Regions from separate parts of the Mus musculus genome. Here all the other regions are linked to region 3. A link is a loop called in an ENCODE intact Hi-C map of the cell type or tissue named here. Cell type or tissue: left cerebral cortex. All regions are shown on one strand.

Region 1 (2,500 bases), 120 kb after region 3:
ACTGAGGCTGATGAGTCATGGGTTTGAGGCCAGCCTGGGCTACATAGTGAGTGCTAAGCTAGTTAGTAAAGAATGACCAAATTCTGTGGCAGCATGTAGTCATCAGATCGCTCAGGAGCAAATGGAAAGACAATTCTGACATCTGTCTATCATCTGCCTGTCTGTCTATCTATCTATCTATCTATCTATCTATCTATCTATCTATCTATCATCGATCTATCTATCTATCTATCTATCTATCTATCTATCTATCTATCTATCAGCTGTCTGTCTGTCTGTCTAATATATCTCTATAGGGTCTCACATATCTCAAGCTGACTAGAAACTAGCCTAGAATGACCCTGAACTTCCAGTCTCCTGCCTCTACTTCTCAAGTGCTAGGATTACAGATATATATCACTGCACCTGGGGTTTATGCATTAGATATTCAACCCAGGGCTTTGTGCCCACCAGGAGAGCACTCTACCCTCTGGGGCTCAACCCCAGCCCTCATGTGACATAACTACCCTATGCCAACCACTGTTGGCGCACAGGTCAGTGGTATCAAGTGTAGTACCATTGTGATCATCCCACCTTTACTTTCAGCATACTCTCCTGCCCTGCAACACTGCAGATCTGAATTCTTTAAATGAATCCCGACGTTCTCTGCCAGGCTCTAGTCCCTTCTATCCTTCTGCCCCCTGTCTCTGAGTCGCTGGCCCTTGGGACTTCACACTACTGGGATCATAGATTATTTCCTTTTTTTTTTTTTTTAAGATTTATTTATTTACTATATGTAGGTACACTGTAGTTGTCTTCAGACACACCAAAAGAGGGCGTCAGATCTTGTTACAGATGGTTGTGAGCCACCATGTGGTTGCTGGGATTTGAACTCGGGACCTTTGGAAGAGCAGTCAGTGCTCTTAACTGCTGAGCCATCTCACCAGCCCCTTATTTCCTTTTTTTTGCGCCAGGCTTGTTTCACTTAGCACAGTCTTCAGTGGAGTGTGTGTCTTTCATTCTATTTATAGCTGGCTGTTTCCAGGCTTTTGTTGTTGTTGTTTATCCATGCATCCCTTGACGGACACTTAGCTCAACCCCACGCGTCAGCTGTTTTGAATCAGGCTGCTTGACTATGCCTGCATACATATTTGTTCAAGCTCTTGTTGTCAGTTCTTTGAGGCACATACTCCAGAGTGCATTTGCCGGACCATATCATAGCCTTATTTTTTATTTTATTGTTATAAGGACAATAATTTTTATAGTTATGATTTCAGGGTGCAGCTAATGTGAAATGTGTTGTGTTAGCAAGTTCCCGTTTCTTGCCTTTACATTCCAGTAGCCTGTGGAGTTTGCAAATACAGATTCTCACAGGAGTCTTGTTACCATGGATACGGTGGAGGTGCTTTCAAAGTGGAACTAACCTCTAGGGGCAACTTACCCCTCTAGGATGAGCGATATAGAGGAAATCCTGGTGTGGAGGCTGAGGATTGCCTAAGCTCTTGGATTTAAGAAGCACAATTGCGGTGTCACGTGACCACGCAAGTTCAATGGCTATGGTTTGCCCCGTGACCTCTCCTTAGGGTCAAGTAACAGAGAAGAGAATAAGAAAACGCCCCCAATCCTCCCTCGCCAGAATACATTTATTAAACAAAACGCAAAAACAAAAAACAAACAAAAAACACCCAAAAAAACCAATCTCTACTTTTGACAATTATATATATAATGCACTTTTCTTGTAAGGTAATAAAAAATCAAGTCCATATAGCGAGAAAATTAAAGTCATTCGTAAGGCCATGCAACCCCACCCACTTCTTGTTAACTCTTCCCAGCTTACTCACTGTGCATAAGTACACTGAATAAACTTCCTGACCATAAGTCAGCTATGTTGTGAATGATTATATTTTGACATTTTCCTCCTTTGCTTGGGAAGAGTGTGAATTTTTAGACAAGACAGAGCAAAGTAGAACAAAACTACATCATTCTGATTTCTGTTCAAAACAAAAAATATGTACGGGGTCTTAAAATGAGCAAGCATAGCGTTCATTACTATTAGTTTGAAAAAAAAACGTATAAAAGGAGTAAAAATGGGAGTTAAAATTATTCTGCCTCCTGTGAACCTTCTTTTGTTCTTTCTTTTTGTGGGTGTATGTGTCATGTATGTGCACACGTGTGAAGAAGGTGCATGTGTGGATGCAGGTGCACACACCTGTGCACTAGGTCAGGCACACATGACTACACACATAGCGTTGCTCTGTGGGTGCTGGTGTCTTAACTCAGGCGCTTATACCTGAGCAGCCTGTACTCTTATCTGTAATCCACCCAGCCAGTGCCTTGGCTGCTCTCTTACACACAGACAGACAGACAGACAGACAGACGACACACCCACAGACATACACACTCTTCACATAACTGCACAAATGCCAGGTTGAGCATCCCTCATCCTCATCCAAAGACTTGGGACCAGAAATGTTTAAGACTTTGAAAGCTCTTGTTCAGGGATTAATTTTTGAACAATGTG
Region 2 (2,500 bases), 380 kb after region 3:
ACCCATGATTTTAAATTTCTCAAGAACAATGAACAGCACAAGCAATCTACACAATACAAAAATAGGACAAAGTTCTCAAATCTGGTAGCCCCCCCACCCCCACAATCCTGACCTAACAGCGTCCTGGAGGCCCCACCGACTCAGAAACTGACACTGCATTTAGCTTTTCCACAAGTCCCTAGGATTATTAGCTACAGATAGAGAAACCTTACCTGAGGTATTCAATGCTTTCCCCCACCCCACAATCTAGGCATCCCCAGTTCCCAGCCTTTCTGATTGCTCTCTCAGCTCCCAGGTCACTAGGTACTGTCAGTATCCCAAGTTTCACCTTGTGCAGTTTAGTCATCTAGAACCTGGCAGAGGCCTCCCAAGCACTGGAATTGCCTGGGAGAGAAACACTTATAACAGAGCAACCCCGAATGCACATTACAGAGAGTTTCTAGAGACAAAGAACACAGAAAACTCACATCCTAGCTGGCAGTTGAAGGAGGAAGCAAGCAAGTGGTTAAACAGAAGCCAAGGACACGAAGTTAGCTGGGGTATTTCTACCCCTTGCTTTTAGAACATAGTTAGGTGCTTTCCCACGGAAGGGCTAGTAAAAGTGTGTGTGTTTCAGCTTAAAACAAGGATGGCTCCAGCTGAAATAAGATGAAGAAACCTTTGCCCTGTCACAAAAGGATAAACCCAAACTTCTCTAGTTAATCCCAAACCCAGCCTCCTCCCATGTTTTATTGTTGCTCTGATTGCAATCAGAAGCAGGAAGGAAGCGGGTAACCTGGGTATGGAAAAGCAGGGGGAAGCCCAACACAGTTAAGTAAGCCTTGGTTTCTCGGGTCCACAATGGCTTGGAGTTTAGAGGTCGAATCAGCCTTTCCAGCCAAGAGGAGGATCCGGCTCGGGGTTGCTGCACTAAGAGCGCTAGCAAACTTCCATCCTAGGCTGGGGCTCAGCTGAAGTTAGCTCTAAAACCTGTTCTTCCATCCCCGTGTGGGGGACACCTCCAGGCGGGACCCGTGAGGTCCCCACGCATCTTCTCCATCAGAACACCAGGCAACCCTCAACATTCCCGAGCAGGGTCCGGCACCCAAGGTCCAAGCTCTCGGCGGAAGAAGCCAAGGCACCAGCTTCCTGTGGCCTGTCTCTCACACTAGCCCCGCTTCCGATTGGTCGAAGCCTCGGGCCGGCCCTCCCTCCGGCCCCGCCCTCCCCGCGGATGGACAGGCCGAGGAGGCGGGGCTGCAGCGGCTCCGCCCCTCGGCCCCGGGCGGGCGGGCCCGCCCAGCTGTCAGTTACGGGGGCGGCCCGGCAGGCGGGCGCTCGCTGGCTCCCTCCTCGCTGGCTCGTGCTCGTGAGCCTCTCGCCGCCTGTGGGGAAGTCGGGGCCGCCAAAGCCGCGTCCACCGCCGCCTCTTCCCCGCCCTCCTCCCTCCCGGCTCGGCTGCCGGCCCCTCGCGCCCTCCAGTCGTGAGTAACCCGCATAAGGGCGCGGAGAGTCCCCGCGGCGGCGGCGGCGGTGACGGCGGCGGCGGCGGCCGGCCAAACCATGTTTCGAAGGATCTTGCAGAGGGTAAGAGTGAAACCGTCCTTCCGGCAGCACGTGAGCGCGAGCGTCCGAGCCCGGCCGCGGGGCAGCCCGGGCTGGAGGGCGGGGGCGCTCAGAGCTCCGCTAGGCCCGGTGACAGCGTGCGCCGAGGCCTGCTGGTCCTGCCGGAGCCGGGCTGCGGGTGGGGCGGGGCGCAGGCCGGAGCCCGGAGGGCCTCCAGCCTCGGCTCCCGCGCTCGGGGCTGTCACCACGGGCTGGAGGGTGTGGTGCCCGCGCGCGCCCCTCCCCGCTCCCCGCTCCCGGCTCCGCGCCCGTGGGTGCTCGGCTGCGGGCGGCTGCGGGGCCCTTCCCTGCCCCAGCGTGCCACCACCTTCCCACGACACGCACCTGCCTGTCTGCCTCCTTACTCATCTATCTGCACGGTACAGGAGGGTCATGGGAGACCCGGCCTAGTCCTGGGACTTGAAGACGCTGAACTGCCAAAGTCGGTGGAGAAGGAAGATATTACTCACTGTTGGAAAGTTTCTTTTAAGAATTACAAGTGCATTTTCCTCTCCAAGACCCAGAACCTCATTTTAGTTATCCAGGACTAAATGGCTCAAACGGCAGATACACTCCAGTTTAGTTTCCACCAGGGCTATCTCAATGTAAAATCTGGGAAATCTTGAGGGTAAAAAGGTAAGAGCGTTGGAAAGCCGTAGATGTTTTGTTTAGGTACCAGTTCCTAGAATAACATAATTAAAATCGCTTCTAATAAGAGTTGCCTACTCAAGTGTTTTGGATAGCTTCCATTCGCTCCCTTCTGCAGCTGGTTAATGTAAAGAGATGTTACCTAGAGAGTAGGAGAATTAGTTCAAAGGACAAGAACTTACTGAATGTGTAGCATTTAGTTAAGAAATGTGCCAAGGAGGGTTGAGTCAGCCAGTACACAGGAAGGGAAGATTCTGTTTAGACAGCT
Region 3 (2,500 bases):
CTAACTTTTTTTCCTCTATCAGTTCATTTTAGGCGTGGCAGCGCTACAAGATTTCCCCCAGCTACCAAGTGACTGAACTATCCAGAGCAGGATGAAAACGGAATCATTTTAAAACCGAATAGAACTGAAGTGAAATAAAATAGGCTCTCCCAGAGATTACTCCAAAGGTCCCTATCCGTCCAAAGCAGGGCGAAGGGTCGGGTAAAATCACACGCCGCTCCTTCCCAGATGTCAAGTCACACCGCAGAACAGCCTTGAGAAACCAGAAGAGCGAGAGATGGCCGGGCTGAAAAGGGCAACTTCGCCCCGTTCCTGGCCTATCTTGTCCCTTCTGGCGTCATTCCACATCTCTCGCTGGCCATCTTTCGGTCGTCAGAAAAACTTTAAAAGCGGAGTCCGCTTTGCAAAAGGAGGTATCTACGTAATGAAGCCAACAGCTTGCGACCTAATGGGAGGTCTAAAAGGCAGGCTGGCGAACCCCGGAGGCCGATCTCCAGCTCCGGGCGTGGGGGTTGCCGGTGACCCGCAGGCCCGGGCGGTGCAGGGGGGTGCGGGATGAAGCCCGGTCGCCAGCCTTTGTCCCCGCGCTTACCTCGTCCTCCTGCTCGCTGCGGAAGCACAGGCAGGCCGCCCTCTTCTTGAAGCCCTCGCGGTCGTACGTCCGCGTCTGGTTGGGCTTGAACTTCATCCTAGAGCCGGGCTCCTGCAGCCGCTGCTCCGGCCGCCACCGTGGGGACCCGGCCGCCGCCACCCCGCCGGGGAGTCGGGCCGAAGGAAGTCGCGATGCTCGGGCGCCGGTGGGACGGGCGGCGGCGGCGGCACGGACACGGACGGCGAGGCCGGGCGGCCGCCGGGACGCGGGGCGGAACGCGGGTCACTGCAGTCCGGGCGCAGCGGTGGAAGCGCCGCCTCTGCTCCGGCGCCCGCCGCTCTCCATGGAGCCCGCCGCCGCTCGCAGCCACTCCTTGCTTGCACCCGCCGCCGCCGCCGCCGCCGGGGGAAGAGCGCGGCTCGTGGCTCGTGCCACGCGGAGACAGTTGGAAGCGACGGTGCAGACCGGGCAGAGACGCCGAGGATGCGCGCCGCCCCCTTCGCCCGCATTTAAGCGGGGCTCCCGCGCGCGCGCGCCGGCGCGCTCCCTCCTTTGGGCGCGCCAGTGCGCCTGCGCGCCAGGACCGTTGCCGGGCGGGGGTAGGGTGGGGAGCTGGGGGCGCGGCTTCGACCAGCCGGGGGGCGGGGCTCGAGGCCTAAGTCTAGGGCTCCGCCAGCTCTGCCCTGCCCGCGGGCGAGTGCTCCAGAGGCCTTTTTTTTTTGGGGGGGGGGGTGCGCTTTGTACAAGGCCAGGGAAGGGAAGCGAGCAGAGACCTCCTCGTTCTCCGTTTTAGAGGTCCGATAGAGTTCCCTTTAGGGACGGACCCCAGTACTGGGTCCTGGAGCCAAGGTCCCCGGAGCCATGGCAGGACTACTGAAGCATCGCGGTTAGCATTGCTTGTGAAGGCTAGGAAGGTTAAATTCATTGAGTTCTCTCTCTCCTCTCCCCTTCCTTCTCCCTCTCCCCACTTCCTCTGTTTCGATGAGAGTGCTTTTATGTGCTCTTGAAGAGTCAGCTGAGGCTTTGAAGTGGACTATAGCCAGTTGTCTGTGTTGTGGCATCCCCACCTCCGCTGACCCTCCAGAGTGCATTCATGAACACTGGTTATGGCTGTTATTCTGTGTGTATCTCATTCTAAGTAAGGCCATAGCAGTAAATCAGTGGGATGTTTGTTGTCTGGAAGCTTACAGTTTTAGGCACTTGGAACAACTCCCAATATTTCAGTGCTATTGAAGAGCCAAGATAGAAAGTAGGAGACCGGTGGGCAGTGGTGGTGCACGCCTTTAATCCCAGCACTTGGGAGCCAGAGGCAGGCAGATTTCTGAGTTCAAGGCCAACCTGGTCTACAGAGTGAGTTCCAGGACAGCCAGGGCTATACAGAGGAAACTCTGTCTCGAAAACCTAAAACCATAAACCAAAAAAAAAAAAAAAAAAAAGAAAGAAAGAAAGAAAGAAAGAAAGAAAGAAAGAAAAGAAAGAAAAAGAAAAAAAGTAGGAGACCTGACATCACTGGAATTCAAGAAAACCCCTAATCCAAATCAGGTGTGGAATCCCAGGTATGTGATCCCAGCACTTGAGAGCCCAAAACAGAAGGATTCGGAATTCAAGGCCATTCCCTGCCATTTAGAACTGGTGAGACTAGACTGGTCTACATGAGACCCTATTTCAAAACCCGAACTCCTAACCTACAGGAGCTTCACTTCCCACAGAACTGTTTAGACAGCCACATCCGTTTTGTTTTTCATTCCTGGAAGGCCTCCGGTGTGCCAGGCTCTGGCATCTTACAAAACCGGTCAGACCCTGCCCCTCCAGTCGAATAAGAACCTAAGAACAGAGAATTAGTGACCAATCACGGGGCGGAATATTAAATTGATTTGGGAGTAGTGGGTCTCGCAGATCTTTGACCAG

Evidence for each region. Hi-C counts contacts between places; a loop is a spot of excess contacts. Peaks named below come from ENCODE experiments on the same cell type or tissue, not always from the same donor. Only the 100,000 strongest peaks of a DNase experiment are listed, where the experiment ranks them.
Region 1: a loop joins it to region 3, with 2.9 times the contacts of the local background. A loop is called at or near these places in 13 of 42 quality-filtered maps.
Region 2: a loop joins it to region 3, with 2.6 times the contacts of the local background. A loop is called at or near these places in 3 of 42 quality-filtered maps.

The regions. Positions count from the first base shown.
Region 1 is chr10:95,683,932-95,686,431 of GRCm38, forward strand. No RefSeq gene overlaps it. Among named protein-coding and RNA genes, the nearest start is that of Gm47708, 45 kb to the right of the region's middle. In left cerebral cortex, a CTCF peak has its summit at 1,435; DNase peaks (open chromatin) are centred at 1,115 and 1,326.
Region 2 is chr10:95,939,407-95,941,906 of GRCm38, forward strand. Eea1 (early endosome antigen 1) reads left to right here and starts at 1,257. Exons shown (of 29, transcript NM_001001932.3): 1 at 1,257-1,566. The coding sequence starts at 1,543. In left cerebral cortex, a CTCF peak has its summit at 1,324; DNase peaks (open chromatin) are centred at 1,231 and 1,780; H3K4me3 peaks cover 2,058 bases; H3K27ac peaks cover 1,024 bases.
Region 3 is chr10:95,563,070-95,565,569 of GRCm38, forward strand. It overlaps Nudt4 (nudix (nucleoside diphosphate linked moiety X)-type motif 4), which reads right to left and starts at 1,077. Exons shown (of 5, transcript NM_027722.5): 1 at 593-1,077. The coding sequence starts at 688. In left cerebral cortex, a CTCF peak has its summit at 1,049; DNase peaks (open chromatin) are centred at 413, 1,145 and 1,690; H3K4me3 peaks cover 1,742 bases; H3K27ac peaks cover 1,655 bases.